4 separate regions of the Mus musculus genome follow, and all the other regions are linked to region 1. A link is a loop called in an ENCODE intact Hi-C map of the cell type or tissue named here. Cell type or tissue: left cerebral cortex. All regions are shown on one strand.

Region 1 (5,000 bases):
ATATTGTCCTGATACACTTGTAATATTTGTGTGAATTAAAGTTCTAATGTATACATATTATATCTTTCAATTGTGGGTAAGCTATTTTTGTAGTTTGCAGCTCCTCTTGTGATTTATAAATCTGAGAATTCTCTGAAAGATGAACCCACTGTGCTTTGGCTGTCAATATCTAGTTCTGCTGATCTAGGTTTTTGAACATAAGAAATTCACCATTTTTCTTGACAAACAGTAATTTACTCTCTCCTTAAGGTATCTCCTACCTTGATACTGGAATGTTTTTCCCAGCTCAAAACAAAGGTCCATCTCATTAATCCCGAAGTTCATAACGAGGACATTTCACTTAATGATACCAAATTACCTTACACGGATGTTTATCAACCTTCAATTGTGCCAAATTTCCTCACGGGTTTATTTTATCTAAAGCGGGGCCTTCCATTTTATGAGACATCAATTAACTAGATTTAGTTGTTTATGGCTAAATGGATGTGACTAGAAAAGGCAGCATATAGTAATCTATATGTAAATTGTTTTTATTGGTGAATATCAATGTTTGAAATTGGAAAATGAGTAAACATGGAACATAAATTATTACCAATAACTATAAATAATACAAGGGGGAGAGGGGCTTCTTTTGATCCCGTGATACCAAGAAAAACAAAATAACATTCCGAATCAGTAAATGAGAACAGAGGCCAACAGGCTGTCATCTATATAGGCTTTATTTTTAAAACCTTTGCACCATCAGAGTGCACTGAAATATCTTAGGTGCTCCTGAAAGCAATGGGGCGTGCAAATATGGCCATCACTGGAAGACCACAGGTCCCCCTTTCATTTTCTAGGGTAACAAAGAACAGGTGATGTGTTTCAGCCTGTATTTTTCAGTCAGAACAATGCCGGGCCCAGGGAGAGCACTGAAGACTTGTTTGTTAGCTGAGTGGGTGAGGAGGCAAGCTGACAAGTGGCTGTCACCCGGAAGCTGCCTCCTCAGCAGCCAGCCGCCAGCATCCTGTGTAGCCTCACCTGTCCCGCAGCACCGACCTGAGTTCGCGCTCGCTGCCCGGTGCAGTCCTCAGGTGGCCGCTCATTGCTCACTGCGGGGCCTGGTGAGGAACGGCGGCTGGGCGCGCAGAGCGGGGACCGGGAACCCTAGGCGGCTCGGGCCTCAGTTTCCCAATGTGTGTTCAACAAGCAACAGGCGCGCGCTCGCCTCGCCGCAGCCCGGGGTGGCCGTCCGGCTCTACCTGGCATTGTGAAAAGAGCCTAGCCGCCATCGCCGGGCGAGCGCGACGCGCCGAGCAGCTTGCCACAGCCCGCGCTCCTCGCGCGCTCCATCCTCCTTCGCTTCCAGCGGGAGAAGGCGCGCGGGAGAGCCAAGCGAGGGCGCGTGCGCGCGGCAGGCGGGGTCGGGATGCGCAGGGAAGCAGTGGGGCGCGCATGCGCGTGCGCGCGACAGGCGCCCCGGGGGGTACGGTCTACGCGCCCGCAGGTAGGTTGCGGGTGCGCGCCCCAGGACAAGGGCAGCGATGGAGGCGTGTCAGAGCGTGGGCGCGCCACTGGCTGGGAGCGGAGCCCTAGAGAGGAGAGCGGAGGGCGCGTCCGCGTCCGTGCGCGTACGCGCGCGCGGCAGGTAGGGGGCGGGGTCCGCGTGCCGTAAAAAAGGGGCGGGGCCCTGTGCAGGCAGGTAGGCGCGACCCCGGACCCCTGTCCTCCGTGCGCGTGTGCGCAAGGGCGGGCGGCAGGCAGGGGGCGGGGTCTGCGAGAGGTAGGAAAGGGGCGGGGCCCGGGTGCAGGCAGGTAGGCGCGTCCACCGCCAGCCCCGCCCCCGTGAGCGTGCGCGGCCCTCCCTTCAGGCGAGAGCGCGCTCTTCCCGCGCTCGCGCCGGCCGGCGTTCAGTCTACGAGCCGCGCACTCGAAGGAGCTTCTGCCGCCGCTGCCGCCGCCGCCACCACCACCGCCGCCGCCGCCTCGGCCGCGACTCCCGACCGGAGGTTGCCCTCGTCCTCAGCCTTCTCAGGCCTTTCCCGCCCTTCGCCCCGCCGGCCGCTGGCGCCTGGCTTCGACGCGGGGTCGCGAAGATGGAGGTGCCGCGCCTGGACCATGCCCTCAGCAGCCCCAGTAGTCCGTGTGAGGAGATCAAGAACCTCAGCCTGGAGGCCATCCAGCTGTGCGACCGTGATGGTGAGGAACGGAGGCACCGGCGGGAGACAAAAGGACGCGGGCGGAGGTGTCCGGTCCCTGGGAGAGGGCGCCTCTCGGGTCCGCGGGAGAAGGCTGCTGGAGGGAGAGGGCGCCTCTCGGGTCCGCGGGAGAAGGCTGCTGGGGGAAGAGGGCGCCTCTCTGGTCTTTAGGAGAGGGCGCCGCTCAGGTCCGCGGGAGAAGGCTACCGGGGGAGAGGGATCCAATGGGTCCGCGGGAGAGGGCTCCACTGGGGAAAAGGAACCGTTCGGATCCGCGGGAGAATGCTCCGCGGTGGAGAGGGCGCCTCTCGGGTCCGCGGCCCGGTGTTGCCTATTCTGCAGCAGGCAGATCTTGGGTCTCCCGACCAGGGACTTACCCGCCACCGCGAAGGCTAGACTGGATAGGCTTGAACAAAAACTTACCCATTCTCTTGCAAACCTCTGAACCCCAGGAGTGTCTGTCTAACTGGGGTGAGCCTCCTAGTATTTTAGTCGGGGACAGAAAAGCTGCGTTTCAGCACCAAGGACAGACACTAGGCTCTTGGTTCTGGGCAGGGATTATGAGGCTGTCAAAAATCCGAACAGGATATTGGTCCTTCCTCTACGTTTGCTGAGATTCGGTGTGTGTGCAGCACACACCATTGTGTGTTGATGTGTCAGTACTCTATTGTTAAAGTTGGCAGTCTACGAAAAGGAAATGACTGATCACAGGGTCCGAGTGTTAAAGTGCTAGCTAGCTAGTACTCTGCAGTGTGGGCACGGCGCTGTGTGTTGGGCTAGTTAGAGTATCAGTGTTGGGCACAGAATGGTGTGTTGGGCTAGTTGGAGGATAAGAGTTGTTTCAGTGATTTGGAATAAAACTTCATTTGTAAAGAAGTCGTCTGATTGCTGATTGGCCAAATAATTGTTAAATTCTGCATATAAAACCGGTTGACATGGAAATACGATTATCAGTGAAAATGTTCAACTGTATATGAGTAATAGCTATAGAACATTTTAAAAGAAAAGTTATGAGAGCTATTAATTGGTGCACGGTAAGGTCATTAAATGTAGCAGGATAACTCATATAGGAAACAAAGATCTTGATTTTTTTTAAAGGCATTGAAATGGACATTTAAGTCGACTGAGCACTAAAGTCCTGCTTACTAATAATTTTTAATTGTTAGTGTGAATTTATTTTTAATAATCTCTAAATGAAAATTCAAACTCTTTGAACACAACAAACCTTAACTTATGAAAGAGGTGTAGTCTGAATAATTAAGTATTCTTGTAAAGACTGTTTATTTCCTTTGTCGGTAGATTAGCTTTGTAAATTGCAGCTATTTTTATTTTCTCAGATTGGTTTCAGAGAAAACCAAGATTCTAATAAAAGTAGATTTGATTTTTATTTGATTCAGCAATTTATCAAATACTCATTCAAATAATAAGTGGAACTAGACAACCTAATGCTGTTCCTCAGACCTTAATAATTTCAGTTTTTAAAATTGTGTTTTCTGTGTTTATCAGGGGTGTCAGGGAAATGTTTGTTTAATAAAGTTCAGAGTACTAAGGTAGGCTGTGGGAGTTAGTTCTGCTTTTACTATATTCTGCTCTGGAGTTGTAGCTCTTTTGATCCATTTTTAGTTGTTTCAGTTGGCATTATGAATCCTGCAAAATGAGCAAATTATGTAACATTTAATTGAGGGGGATGTTGGGATCAAGCAATAGCTATAACAATAATCACTTATAGTCCTCTAGACTAGTCAGGTTTCACTTTGTAAAGTAGTTTAAACCAAGGAGTTACAAAGAACCATGTTTTTAAAAAATGTGAGGAAAAAAATGGAGACATTCCACTGAAAGGCTGTCACATGCTTCTGTTTCTCCCTCCCCCTTGTGACCCAGTCCCAATATATGGCAATTTCTAATCAGTAAGTTGGCGTCATGACAGTCATTTAGAGGGAACAACACAGGTTCTTATGGAACAGCTTGTAGGATGCTGCATTCAGTCTCTATTACGACTTTCCTTAGTACGATTTCACAGTGAGCAAATAACAGATTCATGGTGTCTGCTCCCTACACCTCACTCACTTCCCTTCCCCTTAAGTCTCACTGTTATCAATACATGAGGCAAGATTATGGCAGCAGACATAGCTGATCATATATTTCTTTGTGTCTTAGGTCTACGGAGCTATAGTTTTATTTTATGAATATGGGAGTATGTGGTTTTTTTACTTTTTACTCTTCCATTTCACTCTTGGTAATTTGGTATTGACGGAGGAAAACGTAAGTTCCTTGGAAATGAAATAAAGTAGTCTAGGGCAAAGTAGTGGGTAATCGTGGATTTCTGTTCCTTTCTACTCACAGAGGTTTTTAATTGTATCATGCTCTGTGTGTCTCATGAGTCACAAGCTATGGTTCCTAGTAAAACATCACTGTCTCTCATTTCGTTGGCTCTTCTCTTTTATGCTTTGTTTGTAGCTGATTTTTCCTCTAAATTGTAGTTTATGTTACTAGCACCATCTCACAGCATTGCCCCCCCCCCGTTATTTTCAAAATATTTAGTAATCTTGGGAGGATATCTGAGTTCAAATAGTCATGCATTCACTTTTTAATAAAGTAAGGGGATTCCTGTAAGTGTACATGCATATATCCTTGTGAGTAGTCGTTCCTAGGCATGTCCACTTTGTTGCTGGTACATGGTTCCTGCCTATGTGCTAGTCACTGTAGTTCAAAATGAGGATTCTAGATAGGACTCTGTTAGGAAACTGTTGGAATATGTACTGTAGCTATGGGGGCATCTGTTAATTCCTGTTCTAATCAGGCAAGTACTTCTTTCCTAGCTCT
Region 2 (5,000 bases), 220 kb before region 1:
ACAGCTTCTCTTTGTCTTTCTTACAAGGCTGCCTCTCCTCTTATTTCCTCTCCACCTCCAGTTCTCTTTCCTTTCACAGCATCTAACACCCCATGCTTTCTCTTGGGTGGGAATCCTTAGTTCCTTGGATCTCCAAGTCCTCCCCTAAGATGGTTAACTCCCCCCTGGCATGGGGTGCACTCAAGGATCTATAAAGGTGTAGTATTTACATTGTCCCCAGCATGGCAATTCCACCACCACATACATTTCACCTGTAGGACTTGGAATGGAGGACACGAGTCAATAACTTCTTGGAGTTTGGCATCTTAAGTAAACTCTATGTGTTTAGTTTGATCTGTTTTATGCTGATGGATGGATAGTAAGATAACACTGTGAGCCAGGGAATGATAAAAATGGACCTGGGGTCAATATATCTTGCAGTATGCTGGCAGACGTGGAAATATGAGAAGGCTTGTGGGGGGTACCAGGTACCAGATCCTCCCAACCGACTTGATGTAGACAGGAGGGCAGGGGTAGAAAGGTTGAATGCTTTATGTCCCTCTTGCGACAGAATGGGCTCTTGCATTTAGCTCTGTCTCCAGTCTATCCAAGGCATCCAAGTTCATTTATAGTTCTGAATTTCCAAGAACTCTTGAGTTCTTCCCTAGTAGGAAAAGAGGAATAGTAATGATGGCCAAATCTTTTTTTTTTAAAAGATTTATTTTTATGTGCATTGGTGTTTTTGCCTGCATTCATCCATGGGACAGGAGTTATAGACATTTGTGAGCTGCTATTTGGTTGCTGGAAATTGAACCCGGGTCCTCTGGAAGAGTAGCCAGTGCTCCTAGTCACTGAGCCATTTTCCCAGCCCCTGTGATAGCCAGATCTTAAAAATTTCCCTCTGGTCATGAATGATTCATCCAGATCTCTGAGCTCTCATTTAAAGCAGACACTGAAATTCAGAGTAAAAGGTCCCTGTCTCTCTGTCTTTGTCTCTGTCTCAGTCTCTCTAGTAATCAGTCTTCTAGAGTTCTGATATCTAGAAACAGCATTGTTCATGACCACAGGCATTGGGCTAAGATAAAGAGCCCACAGGGATTCAGGCTCAACAGTGACCTCTCTGGGGATGGAGGGTGGGGATGCAGAGCACACATGAATATTCAAATCTCTTGAATCTGATCTCACCCACCCACCCAACACACACAGAGAAGAACTTTCCCTTGTTATAACCTTTTAGGACCCTATAGCATTTATCTGCACCAGGTCTCTCAGGACAACAATTGCCTCAGCGATAAGCCTTGCTTCTTTCCCAAGTCCCAGATCCAAATGACTGTCTTGTTTGTCCTTATTAGTTCTTCAATAGGTTCAGAGCCCTTGGTTCAGAGAATTGTTTCTGGAAGGTTCCATGGGCAGCTCCATCTCCCTTTCTTTATTTTTGAAGCATTTTTGCTTTTGAGAGTCACAGGCCAAGATTCTTGTCAGCTGGTATTGAGATGTTTGGTTTGATTTGACTCTGCAGTGTTCTCAGGAACGTTAAATGGCATTTTCCAGGCAACCCACATAATAAAAGGATGACTATGGCTAAGGCCAGTCTCAAGAGGTAGCTTAAAAAATTAAAACATGTGCCTGTTGCAAAACTTGACGTTCCCAGAGTCAATTCTGCCAGGCTTGCTTCTGAGATCTTCCTGGAATGCTTTCCCTAGGCCTGGCTATTCCGGTGAGTGTTCTGGCTCCTGCCTCTTTCAAATTCAGTTTGTCAGTTTTTCCATGTGCGAGCATAGCATTTTGGAATAGGAGCGGCTGTTATGTTTTGAGCTGATGCTTTGAGCGCTCATGGCACATGGCACACAGCACACACAACTTTGCCGAAATTTTTGGTGCGAATTCCAAGTCTCGTCTCCTCTTGGGATCTTTTTACAGCTGTTTTCTGATCCAGGAAATCCTTGGACAAAATAACAGATTTGCTTTCTGAGATACAAGGAGCTTTATGGAGGAGTAAGAGATTCCTGGCATGTAACTGGGAACAAGGCTCAGTCTCACCGTTCCCCTAGGAACTATTGACATCAACACAATTCTCCAGATGTGCATCTGTTGGCGTCCAGAGTTACTGAGACCCAAAACAGAGCCCGCTACACCAGTTAATAACACAAACTTTTACAATCATTTGCACTCCACGGGAAATGGCTGGAAAATGAAACGGTTGGGCCTGTTGGAATCTAAGCCCCTCCTGGCTTCAACAACTTAGAAAATTCCAGAGAAAATGGACATACAGATAAAAGGAGATGAAGATTTTGCAGCTCTATCTATACAGCCAGTAGATGGCAGACACGCATTAGAGTCTGAAACGGATACTACGTGGTGACACTGTAGTCCCCAGTGGTTAATGAGCGTTTCAAGGTAGCTATAGAAAAACAATTAAAAAAAAATGTTACCTTTAAACAATGGGTCCTTGAACTTCAAAGCTAAGATTGTTTGTTTCTGTTAACCTGGGTGGGGATTCCACCCAGAAGCAATCCATTACCTCTAAAAATGCTTTGAGAGAAAAAGTATCCACTGAGGCAGACCTTGCGTTTCTTTGCTCACTCAGCCATCCATTGATGGATTCAACAGCTATTTGTTGATCTCTCTCTCTCTCTCTCTCTCTCTCTCTCTCTCTCTCTCATATTCATTTATTTACTTATTTATTTAATGTATATGAGTGTTCTATTTGCATGTATACCTGCATGCCATAAGAGAGCATCAGACCCCATTACAGATGTTTGTGAGCCACCATGTGGTTGCTGGAAATTGAACTCAGGACCTCTGGAAGAGCAGCCAGTGCTCTTAACTGCTGAGCCAATCCCATCTCTCATTTTTACTATTGGATCAGTTGTACTCATTTTCTCTCCCAGTTAATTTCAGATTTGCTAAGAAAGTCCTCATTCATCTTCATGCATTCAGTTAACTTAACCTGCCACCCTGGCAGCCAGCAGCCAGGCTACATGGGAATTTTAGGAGCTTTTTTGCCACACGAGAGCTACTCCTTCAGACCTTCTTCTTGTACTTCAGGATGACTTCCCAGAGTCCTGGCACTGTCTTCAGATACATATTTTTTTCATCTCAGTAGCCTGAGGATTGAGCCCAGTACCTAGAATACGATGGAGAAAGAAAGAAAGAAAGAAAGAAAGAAAGAAAGAAAGAAAGAAAGAAAGAAAGAAAGGAAGGAAGAAAGAAAGGGGAGGGGAGGGAGGAAGAGAGAGAGAGAGAGAGAGAGAGAGAGAGAGAGTCAGTCTAGGCCCAGGCCAGTTTCGACTAGGAAAGCTATGAGTCTTAGTGGACCTAAAAGGAGATACCTTCTCTTATGTACCAAGAAAACCACAACCAACTCCTGCAAGGAAAGAAATTAATAAGACAAAAACAAAATAAATTATCTTAAAGCTTTTGTGTGTTTTAGACATGAAAACCTAAGTACCCTGTGAAAATTATTTCTTTGCTTAGCTTCCATGAAGAAGAAGAACTCTAGAAATGATGGGACAGAGGACTAGACGTAGTGGTGGAGACAAAGGGCGAGCCTACCAAGTCCTGCGCATACAGTATCCCCTCGTTCTTGCCTGAGGAAGAAGAAAGGAAGGAGCAGTTGAGGCTTTGTGGCTTATTCTCTGGAAGGAGCAGTCTAGTTCTATCATTTGGGGAAGAAGGATTCTGATTCCTATGTCTGCTCTAGTCACCATGGCCTGCCAACTCAGCACAGCCTGAAAAGGAAAAAATAAGGGTCTTGATTGAGTCATTGTCTTTATAAGGTGGATCTGTGGGCATTTCTGTGAAGAGTTGTCTTGTTTGTCGCCATGGATGAAGGAGGTTCCAGTTGAGTATGGATGGTGGTGACGTCATTACCCAGGGAAATGGTCTGAATGTAAGGTACAGAGGGAGCCAGCTAGCAATGAGCATCCTCTACAGTTCCTGCAGCATTCCCTCAGCTGTGCATATATTCTCTGGCCAGAAGTAACTGTAGGTGTTATTTTTCTCAACTTACTTTAATAAAGGTTCAACCTCCCCTCTAGCCCACCAGAGGTAGTGGGGGAAAAAAAGGTTATTAGGATATGGGGGAAGTGGATCTCTTTAGAAATAGTACTTTGGTGCGATTCCAGTCTTTGCTGTTCTCAGTCCAGCCCACTAGCAAACACCACACCTGAACCAGCAGCTGCACTCCGGTGCACTCTGCAGATACCACACACAAATCAGCAACCGCAGGTCCATCCAGAAGAAACTGTGAGGCCCACCAACTGGCCCAAGTCAGCAGAAGTGGCAAGAAGCTGCAAGAACCTCCCGAGAAGTTCTTTGGTGAATTTCTCTCTGGTGTTAGCACAAGCTAAGCTCAGCAACACAATGTAAGGTAAACCAATACATGCATGTCGTCAGCAAAGAATAACAAGAAGAAGCAAAGTGAACCAATGCTCCAGGTCCCACTGTCTGTGGGCTCATATTTATATTCCTTCTAAACATCACATATCCTTTCACGTGTCTGCTTTAGCAAAACATCATTTGACATGACTAACTTTCCGAAGAAACCAGAAGTTTCCATTTTGGGTAATGGTGCACAGAATCCCAGGCAGTCGCCCCTTCTAGTTTCTGCCTAGAGTTCCTGTCCCAACTTCCCTCAGTGACAGACTATGACCTGGAAGCATAAAGTGAAATCAACTTTTCCTTCTCAAGTTGGTTTTGGTCCGCATTTTATCACAGCAGTGTGGGACTGTGAAAGGCAGCCTGTTTTGGTTGAGTGAGGCTTGCTCCAGAAACTCTACAAGGGAAGGAACAGTGAACCACGTTCCCAGAGATAGGTTCCTGACACCACAGGGCCCCCAAGTCCATAATTCTGTGACTGTCAGTCACTCAGACAAAGCCCAAAGCTCCTGGCAATAGCCTGGTATGCTCTTCCCCACAGCTACCTGTCACTATAGCCCAGCTCACTATAAAAGGAGCTGCTTAGCCCCTCTTCACTCTCTTAAGCTCTCACCTTTCTTACTCTCATCTCTAGCCCTCCT
Region 3 (5,000 bases), 50 kb before region 1:
CTCCCTGAGGTTTATAATAAACATCTTTAACTCAGAGGAAACTAACTTTAAGTGATAATTTTACCTTTTCTCATGAACCACAAGAACCTCACAGTCCTTGATTTTCATCTCTCCTCTTGGTTTTTATACAGTCCTTACACCGGCTGCTTCCACATACGCTACAACTCTGCATCCTTCCTCTGTTCATATTACATTGTAAAATTCCCGGGAGATGTCTGAGTCTGACGGCAGGACTTTCTCACCTTTATGTCTAAGCAAATTTTCAGGTGTTCTTCATGTGTGCCTGAAGGACTCCTGGGACTCCTTCTACAAATGCAAGGTGACCTGTATTAAACCCTTCCCACCTTTCAGTGCTGGACCAAAGCTTCATGTTACATTGTGTTGAAAGATGCCTTCATTGGGTACAGAATTCTAGATGGGCAGGCTTTGCTGCCAGCCGGTCCTTTAAAAGGTTGCTTTGTTTTGTTTCCAATGGTGTTGCTTTGGACAAGATATTGGATATCATCTCTGTCCTTAAACTTATGAAAATTTCTCTCATTGTGACTGATATTTATTGTTTATGCCATGTGTTGGTACTGTATTCTTTACATTCTTCCTTCTGGGGGCCTCCAGGGTTTCTTAGCTGTTGTTTGTTTGCTGTTTCCAGACAGGGTCTTGTTATGAATGAAGCCCAAGTTAGTCCTACCATCGAGACCCTCCCTTCTCAGCTCCCATCCCACTAGACTACAGCCATATGTAATGGGTGTGGTTTACAGGGATCAATGTTTTGCCTTTGTTGCTGGGAGTAGAACCCAGAGCTTCTGGCACCATGGAACAGGTAGGTGGTCCAACCCCAGGTTCTTGACTTTCTTGACAGGTTAAAGTTTTCTTGAATCGGAGAGCCTTTGTCTGTTATTCCCCAACTATACATTTCTGTAGCCTCCACTTTCCTTCACGAACTCAAGCACAGACTTGGTCGTTCTGAGTTGCTGTACTGGTTCCCCTGTTCTTCTTATAGTCTGGCCTCTTAGCCTGTCTCATTTTAGACATCTGTTGTCATGTCTTCAAGTTCACTGTCCTTCAGAAACACTTAATGTGCCATCAACTCTGCTACATAAAATATATATTTAAATAAATATAAATATATTATATAGTATATATTTATAAATATGTTTATAACATTTATATATTATATATATTTATAAATATATATTATACATTTATAGTATATGATATATAAGGCACATATATAACATACATGTAAGTATGTATATGTGTGTGTGTATGTATGTTTCATGTCTATGATAGATCCTCTAATTTTTGCTTCTGATGTCTGATTGGGTCTTTTTGTTTGTTGCATCTCTATTCACATGTTCAACATTTCTTCTAGCTTTGAAAATAGGCAATAGAATTGCAATGTTCTCATGCTCTGTCAGTTGGTTCTCACACATCTTTTAACTGCAGATTAATTTGGTTTGATAGGATTTTCTCCTCTTCATGGTGTTACTGGATGCTGAATGCTTCAGGACGGATCTCAGACATTGTATATTTTGTCTGACCAGGTGCTATAACATGAATGTTTGTAGTTTATTCTAATACAATACAATCGGCTTCCCTGCTGACCCCCCAGATCACTCTTTGAACCTCTCCTTTCTAGCACTCTGCCCAGCTCCACAACACAAGGATTTCTCTGGCTCTGCTCTTAAGGTTTCTCTTCACTGTGGGTTGGCCTGGAAACTCTCGAGGCACTGACCAAGCTTGTTTAGTTACTACATCTAGGCTCTTTGTTCCCGTATCTAAATAAACAAATGCCTTTACTTTGAGAGGTTAGCTGTTCAGGCAAGAGGTTAAATTCAATTCCTGTTAATTTCTCCTTGTTGGAACCCTAAGTCTGTAAAAAATGTTTTAAAGAGTAATCTAACTATACTTAGAAAAGAGGGTAAAAAGACAGAAATCACTGAGGTAAAAGTTTCAAAGCATTTGGATGGCAGGAATAGTCCTAATGAGTATGAGTGGATGAATTTTTGAATATACAAATAAAAAAACATTATAATAGCACAGGTTTTTATATCCAACTTGCAGAAAAGCCAGAAAACAGCTTTAAGAAATATATTATTTATAAGTGTGCCTTATAAATTTCTTCACAGCATCAGTCCTTTTACACAATTTCCATGTAAACTATAAAAGCAAAAGCATCATTCCGGTCCTAGAAGTTGGTTTCGTTTTAAAACACGTGACCATCCCCTTTGCCCTAATTTAGCTGGGCTGATCTGTTTACTGGCTTCCAGTAACTTCCATCTGAGAGGAACTGTGGGTGGCAACCAGGCTCTGAATGCCTTTCTGTGAGAAGAGGCATGTCTTTTGTGGCTCGTTCAAGTGATCGTTTCTGCTGTGAATTTTAAATAGAACAATCATTTTGATTGCTCTGCTAAAGTCTGACTCACTGAGCCTGCAAAAGCATTTCTCTCTTCATAGAATCCTAAACAAATCTCAGGATTCCACCAGATGTTTTCAGGAGGAATTTTTTTTTTTTAATGCCAGGGGTTTCACACAGTGGTACCAGGTCACCGTGACTCCTTTACCGCTAGCCATGATCTACGGGCATGGAAAAGACTTAACAGGATGCCAGAACATAAGGCCACATTCAAATCAACTCTTGAATTTTAGTTGGATTTCGTTTTCTATTATTTTCCCTTCCCCTTTGCGAAATGCTTTTCTGATTTTTCTCTGTTTTACAAAGAATCTGTGATATTTAAGTTTCTTATGGTGCCTCAAATTGTTGTTCGCTACATGTGAACAGCAATCTGTTTACTGTAGATGGCTGACCTACTTTGAGGGCAAAGGTTTCATCTACAGCAAGAAGAGACTCCATCATAGCCTGGTGGGATGCTAAGACTAGAATGACCCTAGAGATTGCCTAGTCCAGAGGAGACAAGCGTCAGGCATAAGGGGCCTCATTCCTGTCCCTTGTGCAACTTATCAGGAAACATTCTCCTACCACAAAACGATGGAGCTATCTCAGATCAGGACCCGAGGCAGTCAGTGATAGTCAAGGTAGGACTATAAAATTCTAGCAGGTCTCAGTCCTAAATAGGATGTCTTCATTGACTCTGCCTCCTCAAGGATCAAGGATCTATATGGAAGAGGAGGCAGAAAGATCGTAAGAGCCAGAGGAGATGACTCTACGGAAACAGTATGTTCCAGACATAACAAGGCTGGTGCATATACGATCTCACAGAGTCTTGGGGTGGCACATGCAAGACCTGTACAAGTTCAAGGCAGAGAGGCTCACAGCACTGAAAAGGAAAAGTAGACACGGGGTACTACCCCTAACTAAGACGATAACTACAGTTGATACCCTCTGGTAACGGGAAAGATCAGTTTCCTCCAATGGTGTATCACCAGGTATATCAACCACCCTCCAGGGCAGGCCCCATACCCAGGAGTAAATGGTTTAACAAAAAACAAACTCAATGGTATTTTTGTGGAGTTTTTAAATTTGTTTTACCGTTTTAGTTGTTGTTTGGTTGTTTTTTGTTGTTTTTTGGTTTTGTCTTATTGGTCCTTTGATTGTTTATTTTTATTTTCATTTTTATGAGGTTTTATTGTTTGTGTGTGTGTGTGTGTGTATGTGTGTGTGTGTGTGTGTGTGTGTGTGAGAGAGAGAGAGAGAGAGAGAGAGAGAGAGAAAGAGAAAGAGAAAGAGAAAGAGAAAGAGAAAGAGAAAGAGAGAGAGAGAGAGTGGTTTTTCTGGAGAGAGAACTTGGAGATGAGTGGGTAGGGAGGAAGATGGGGGAATTTTTTATTCAACACATATTATATGAAAAAAATTTTTAAAAAAAATCCTAGCCAGGCATGGTAGCACATCCTTGTAATCTCAGCTATAAAGGAGTCTGAGGCAGGAGGATTGCAACTTAGACTTCATCTTTTTTTTTTTTTTAAGAAATTTTTTTGGGAAAGGCCAGGCAAACTGCTTGGTGGTACAATGCTTGCCTGGCATGCACCAGGCCTGGGTTTATCTCTATAATTGAGGATTAAAAAAAATCATAGTAGCCATTAAGAATGAAGTCACTCTCTTAATTTTATAGATCTGGGAACTGAGGCTTCCAGTTGGCCGTAGCACTAGTAATGGGACCAGATGTCTGTCTGAGCACAGTCCTTCTGGAATGTTCCTGCAGTCCTGGGGCAAATATATTTGTGTCAGACAGGATCATAGAGCTGTCAGGAAAAGAAGGCAGTGTCTTTTACTCTGTCCTTGTAGCCAGAGAGAGTTTAAGTATGAAAAGGCTTTTTTTTTTTTTTTAAAAAAAAAACAAAAAAAGAAATGCATATTTTCTTTCCTTTAAATTATTTTTCACGCAAGTCCACAGCACATGTCAAGCCTTGCCTCCCATTTTGAGCCTCATCCCATCAGACCTCTTCCTTACCTAAATATTGCCTTCATTTCATGCCCTACATGTGTAGATGGTACAATCTGGTAAATCTGGAATCCCTAAATGAGAGAGAACATGAGACTTATCTTCTGAGAGTTGCTTGGTTTACTCATTAGGGTTATCAATGCTATTCACGAGAACAATACTTTTCTTAAAAAGAAAACAACAACAAAAAAATAAAAAACTTGCCTTTTATTTTTATTATTATTATCTTTAATCTTTTGTTTTTATAGTATAGTTGTTATCCCTCTCCTGGTCCACCCTCCGACAGTTCCTGAGCCCACCCACACCCCAGTCTCCAAGAGGATGTCTCCACCCACACTACCAGGCCTCCATGGGGTCTCAAGTCTCTTGAGGGATTATAAACCCAATTCCCCTTTGGTAAAGTTACCAAGTGGCATACAGTGCCTATGATGGTTTGTATATGCTTGGCCCAAGGAGTGGCACTATTTGGAGGTGTGGCCTCATTGGAGTAAGTGTGGCCATGTTGGAATAGGTGTGTCACTGTGGGCATGGGCTTTAAGACCCTCATCCTAGCTGCCTGGAAGTCAGTCTTCCACTAGCAGCCTTCAGATGAAGATGTAGAAC
Region 4 (5,000 bases), 110 kb before region 1:
TTAAATGTTGTCCTTTATCAGAGTTGCCTTGGTCATGGTGTCTATTCACAGCAGTAAAATCCTAAGACACTCAATTCGATGTAGTTCTTAGTCTCACTTAGAATTGGTGTGGAAGAAATAATTTCTTTTCATAACCAGCAGCCTCTCCTCCTCCAGACCTTGAGATACACTGGGGTCAGCTGTCTTCAATTTCACACCCAGGGTGCAATGCAGTCCCTCCCTGCCCCTTCATAGATGTATGTAGAATGACGGGTAACTCTTAGGAGTGGAAGGCAAGGAGGAGGAAAAGCCATTTAAATCCATGTTTGCATGCATTTTAGAAAAGACTTTACCAGCTCGGCTAATTCGAAAGACTGTGTCATCAAAGCAGGGTGTGTTGGAAACATCGTTGTAAATCTGAGGGCAGCAGTTGGAAGCAAGCCTCAACATTGTATTTAAATTAATTAAGTTGCACCTAACAGCTGGTATACCAGGAGGGCGCTTAGAACAGCTGAATGATATCACCAAGGATAAGAAAATCCCAGGATTTCGGGCAGAAAAACGTGCGTTTTGCATTTTCCAGGTAGGACTGATTTGAAACATTCTGTCTCGTCATCTTCTTAAGCCTATTAGCCTTGTTAGATTCTTTTCCAACGACATCTGATGTGGAGAGACAGCGTAACAGTAGGTGAAATTAATCTGTCTAGTTGCTAACCGAGGAAAGAGACAGGAGAGGGAAAACTCAGAGTGAACTGAATGGAGCCCCAGGACTTCGACTGACCTGAACCCGTGAGCTTAGAATAATCCCAAGGAGAGACAAAGCGAAGCCAACACAGAAGTTATTAAATACCCAGAATCACCACATGACGATGAGACACTGGAACATCACAGTTTACGACAGTACGTAATGTCATAAACAGACGCACACACGCACGCACGCGCACGCACACGTACATGTACGCATGCATGCACAGAGCTTTCCCTTCTTTTCACACATATGGAGACCCGAGACATCAAGTCATGTGACTAATTTTCAAATGTTGATAAAAGCTTGTAATTTTAAGAACAACAAAATAAAACAAAAAACAGCTAACCTTTTGGCTTCTGATGATAGGCCAGTGGCTCTCAGCCTTCCTAATGCTTCAACCCTTGAATACAGCCCCACATGTTGTGATGTCCGTGAATGAAATTTGTTTTCATTGTTCCTTCATAAGTGTAATTTCGCTACTGTTATAAGCTGTCATGTAAATATCTGAAGTGCAGGAGATCTGATCTGCGACCTCCCAAGGGGGGTCTCACCCCCTGGTTGAGAATGAGAGCCACAATGCCATGCTAGATGGTCTTATGAGCTGCTGTGCTGATTCACTGTTCTTCTCCTGCCTTCCTTCCTCTTTAGATTCCGGCCCAAAATAGCTCTGAAGTGAAAACCGTGTGAAGGCTTTTTAAGAAAAGCTTCCAAAATCAGTTCAGATTTAGAAGTCTTGGCTTGTGAAGGAGTTTCTCAGGAAAAGGTGCTGGTCTAACTTAACCAGAGTTGTCTGGGAAATGCTGATTCTCGGCCCTGCCTGGGGACTGCAGAATCAGAGTCCCAGGATGGGAATAATACTTTAAATGCTTCTCGGACGTTTGCCGTGCACACACCAATGCTGGAGATGCGAACTCAGTTTGTGACTTAGGATATACATCAAGGACTGCCAATATCCACCGTATTATACACTGACAATAATATCTTGATTGTACAGGATGTTCAGATATTTGGGGATTCTTTAAAAAAAAAAAGATTTATTTATTTATTTATTTATTTATTTATATATGAGTACACTATAGCTGTCTGCAGAAACACCAGAAGAGGGCATTGGATCCCATTACAGATGGTTATGAGCCACCATGTGGTTGCTGGGAATTGAACTCAGGACCTCTGGAAGAGCAGACAGTGCCCTTAACCACTGAGCTATCTCTCCAGCCCAACTAGGGATTCTTATTGCTTTCATCTTGTGTTTTACCTTGGAAAAATCCATCTTTCTCTCGATTAGGAGAGCTCCTATCTTTGATACCTAATAAGGAAAACTGACTTTGCTAAACAGGAGAGTCAACTTACTGTGAGTGGTGGGGCCATTGCTCAGTGGGTAGAGCACACAAGTATGAAGACTGGAGTTCAAATCCCCAGCTCCCACTTAAATGTGGACTAGGCATGTTTGGCTGCCCATCTGTAATTCCAGCATTTGGAAGGCTGATGCAGGGATCCATGGAACAAGTTAGCTAGCTAGTTTTACCATATGAACAAGCTCTGGATTCAATAGAGGCCACTGTTTCCATTTGTCAGGTAGATAGGAAGTAAAGACCCCCACAGGAACCTCTGGCCTCCATGTCTGCTTGCTCACTTGTGCACCTGCACACAGGTGAACTTGCATAAATAAAACAAATACACATGCATAAAAACCAAAAACCAAGCCAAAACCTCACTATGGTTTTATTTGCATACAGGATCCATTAACTTCTTGTGAAAGGTTCCCCTAAGGGAAGTCAGGCTGGGAGGACCACTCAGTTGATAAACGGGGCACTTGCCCTGTGATTACAGGGCTTAGTTTGACAATCTCATAAGGAATTGTTTAAGCCCGGTAAGCCCCTCTAACTCCAGGGCTAGGAGGTGGATCCACAGGACTCACTGGCCAGGCAGCCCAGCCACGTACCAGTGGGAGATGCTGTCTCAACGATACCATAATTAGATGGTACCTAAGAAATGAGTTCCAAAGTCTTCCTCTGCCCTTCCCACTCCCCACACATGTGTACGCTCTCATACTGCCGTATCCCTCCTCCCAATGCCAAGCACACAGAGAGTAGTTGGGAAACCCATGCTTCTACGAAGGCTATGTGGCCGTGGGTTAAGGCCAGAAGAGACAACAACTGCAGACCTAGAAATAGCAAAACGGAGAACCCTGCCCAACAAAAACTGAAAAACACTCAAGACTTCCAGAAAACTGAGCTTAAAAGAATCTGGTTACAGAGTTTCCCCCAAAATAAAGAGGACAATGTCTTTCTCTCATTTATGATTTCCCTATGATTGAGAAATGGGAAGGGAACCGCATTTGTGTACACTGAGAAGGTCAGAGAAAGCCCCCCCCCCCCACCAGTCACTAGAGCTGAAGAGGAGGAGCATTGTGGCCCAAAGCCTTTGTGAAGCCAAAAGACAGCATGCTTCCTGGAATGGAAGGCCCAAACACCGTCACTTGGAAATCATTTCAGTTTTGGAGTGCATACCATTTTAGGAACAGTCGTAATGATGCTGAAGACAATTTCCTGCAGGACTGAGAAAGAGCACCCATCCTAGGGGCACAGGACTCTAAAGTTTAAGTCAACTCTGTGTCCTGTGGCTTGGAGCAAGCGTTAGGATCCTTTGCAACTGCTACCTAAGGGTCCAAGGTACTTAAATAAACCCTAATTGGGAAAGAGATTTACAAACATAGGCCGGCTGACAATTGTAACTAAGTTTGCTCAAGGGGGTCTTGGTGTTAGTGAATAGATGTTCTGGGTTCTATACCTAAAGGCCCAAATTACTCTCTAATATGAAGTGTTATTGGGCAGCCAAGACAGGAGGGTATCTATACAATTATTTAAATTTCTTTGGGTGATTCTCAGAGACCCCAGAGGCTGAGAATCATGCTTAAGTATAGAGTGGGCAGAGTGTTGGCAAGGAGCTAGACTTAGTGTCTGCCCTGGTCCCACCCTCTTGAGTTTTCTAGATAGATACGCTTGCCAACTGATTTCTGTCTAGATTTGCTTAAAAGAATGCACTGGCATGAGACTAGAAGACAAGAAGAAACAGACAGCCCAAATTTTCAGTTTTTTCCTCTGCTGATTGATATGCTGGCGTGTATTTAACCGTTCCCTGCTATAGGGGCGACTCTCCAGTGAAACACCTCTTTGTTATTTGAATGACTTCTTGTATATCCAAAGGGTGAGTCAGATGACATATCCAGGACCCGAAGAGCCATTCTGACAGCATCACATATGAAATAAGAAAGAAAAAAAAGCTAAGACAAACAGTTTTACTTCTAGGTATATTCTTAAGAGAAATTAAAAAGAAAATATGTAGCCAACGAATTACTTGCATACCAGTGTTTTATGTTGTTCATAGTAGTCCCAAATAGGAAGATGACTGAAGAACTACCAATAGGTAAATAGATGGACGCAGTGTATATTATATAGTAGAAAACTACTGAGCAATATAAAGGGGAAAACAACTGTTACCTCCTGTAGTATTGACAAACTTCAAAAATATTATACTAGGTGAAAGATCTCAGTTGCAAGATGGCAGATTTTAAGATTCCACTAATTTGAAACAAACAAAAAAATGGCAAGTCTGTAGACACACAAAACAGGTTTGTGGTTGTTCAGGGATGGAGTGGAGGTGGGAATTAAATCTATAGACTACTATGAAGAATGAGATGAAGGCTCTTTTAAGGGTGGCAGAAATGCTTCTAAAATTTACCTGCAGGTGCTTGCCTAGTATACAAGAGGCCCTCAGCCCTCAACCCTACCTCAGGACTGGAAAAAAAGAAAAGAAAAAGACTAAGCAAGGGGAAGACCAAAATTCATTCATTCGTGAGTATCCAGTGTGAGAAATGGACTAAAACAAACAAAGGTTGAGCTTCAACTCACTGTTAGAGAATTCCATATGTAAAACTCTCCATGGAATTGTGTTTTAAAAGAACACATAGTGCTCTTCACAATCTGGGGTTTGCTGAAGCGGTCAGTTTGCTGCCTGGACTTCTGGCGGTTCTATTCAACATTGCCATCTTCCCATTCCTCCATCTTGGCTGTTCATGTCTCGGCAGTGCCTGGTCTTATTCAGGTATGTATGAGTGCATACTGACTTGTTTTGCTTTCCCATTTTGCATGTGCTCACGTGTTTGTGGTGTGTGCATGTTTGTGTGTACATGTTTGCATATTTGGGTGCATTGCTGACTCACTCAGAATTTACATAGGTTTCTGGGGACCTGTACTCCGACTCTCATGGGGCG

Evidence for each region. Hi-C counts contacts between places; a loop is a spot of excess contacts. Peaks named below come from ENCODE experiments on the same cell type or tissue, not always from the same donor. Only the 100,000 strongest peaks of a DNase experiment are listed, where the experiment ranks them.
Region 2: it touches region 1 in a loop (4-fold over the local background); 16 of 42 quality-filtered maps call a loop at or near these places.
Region 3: it touches region 1 in a loop (3-fold over the local background); 3 of 42 quality-filtered maps call a loop at or near these places.
Region 4: a loop joins it to region 1, with 8 times the contacts of the local background. A loop is called at or near these places in 6 of 42 quality-filtered maps.

Annotation. Positions count from the first base shown.
Region 1 is chr10:70,596,183-70,601,182 of GRCm38, reverse strand. It overlaps Phyhipl (phytanoyl-CoA hydroxylase interacting protein-like), which reads left to right and starts at 1,892. Exons shown (of 5, transcript NM_178621.4): 1 at 1,892-2,178. The coding sequence starts at 2,076. It overlaps D630013N20Rik (RIKEN cDNA D630013N20 gene), which reads left to right. Exons shown (of 4, transcript NR_045292.1): 4 at 1-134. In left cerebral cortex, a CTCF peak has its summit at 2,360; DNase peaks (open chromatin) are centred at 2,305, 2,667, 2,895, 4,049 and 5 more places; H3K4me3 peaks cover 4,363 bases; H3K27ac peaks cover 3,507 bases.
Region 2 is chr10:70,811,828-70,816,827 of GRCm38, reverse strand. No RefSeq gene overlaps it. Among named protein-coding and RNA genes, the nearest start is that of Gm40689, 16 kb to the left of the region's middle. In left cerebral cortex, a CTCF peak has its summit at 2,297 (motif pointing right); DNase peaks (open chromatin) are centred at 1,137 and 2,311.
Region 3 is chr10:70,646,318-70,651,317 of GRCm38, reverse strand. All of the region lies in intron 1 of D630013N20Rik (RIKEN cDNA D630013N20 gene), which reads left to right. Among named protein-coding and RNA genes, the nearest start is that of D630013N20Rik, 7.1 kb to the left of the region's middle. In left cerebral cortex, no CTCF peak of the experiment used is centred here; DNase peaks (open chromatin) are centred at 1,714 and 2,319; H3K27ac peaks cover 1,905 bases.
Region 4 is chr10:70,709,924-70,714,923 of GRCm38, reverse strand. No RefSeq gene overlaps it. Among named protein-coding and RNA genes, the nearest start is that of Gm33979, 28 kb to the left of the region's middle. In left cerebral cortex, no CTCF peak of the experiment used is centred here; DNase peaks (open chromatin) are centred at 495, 844, 1,422 and 2,611; H3K27ac peaks cover 1,499 bases.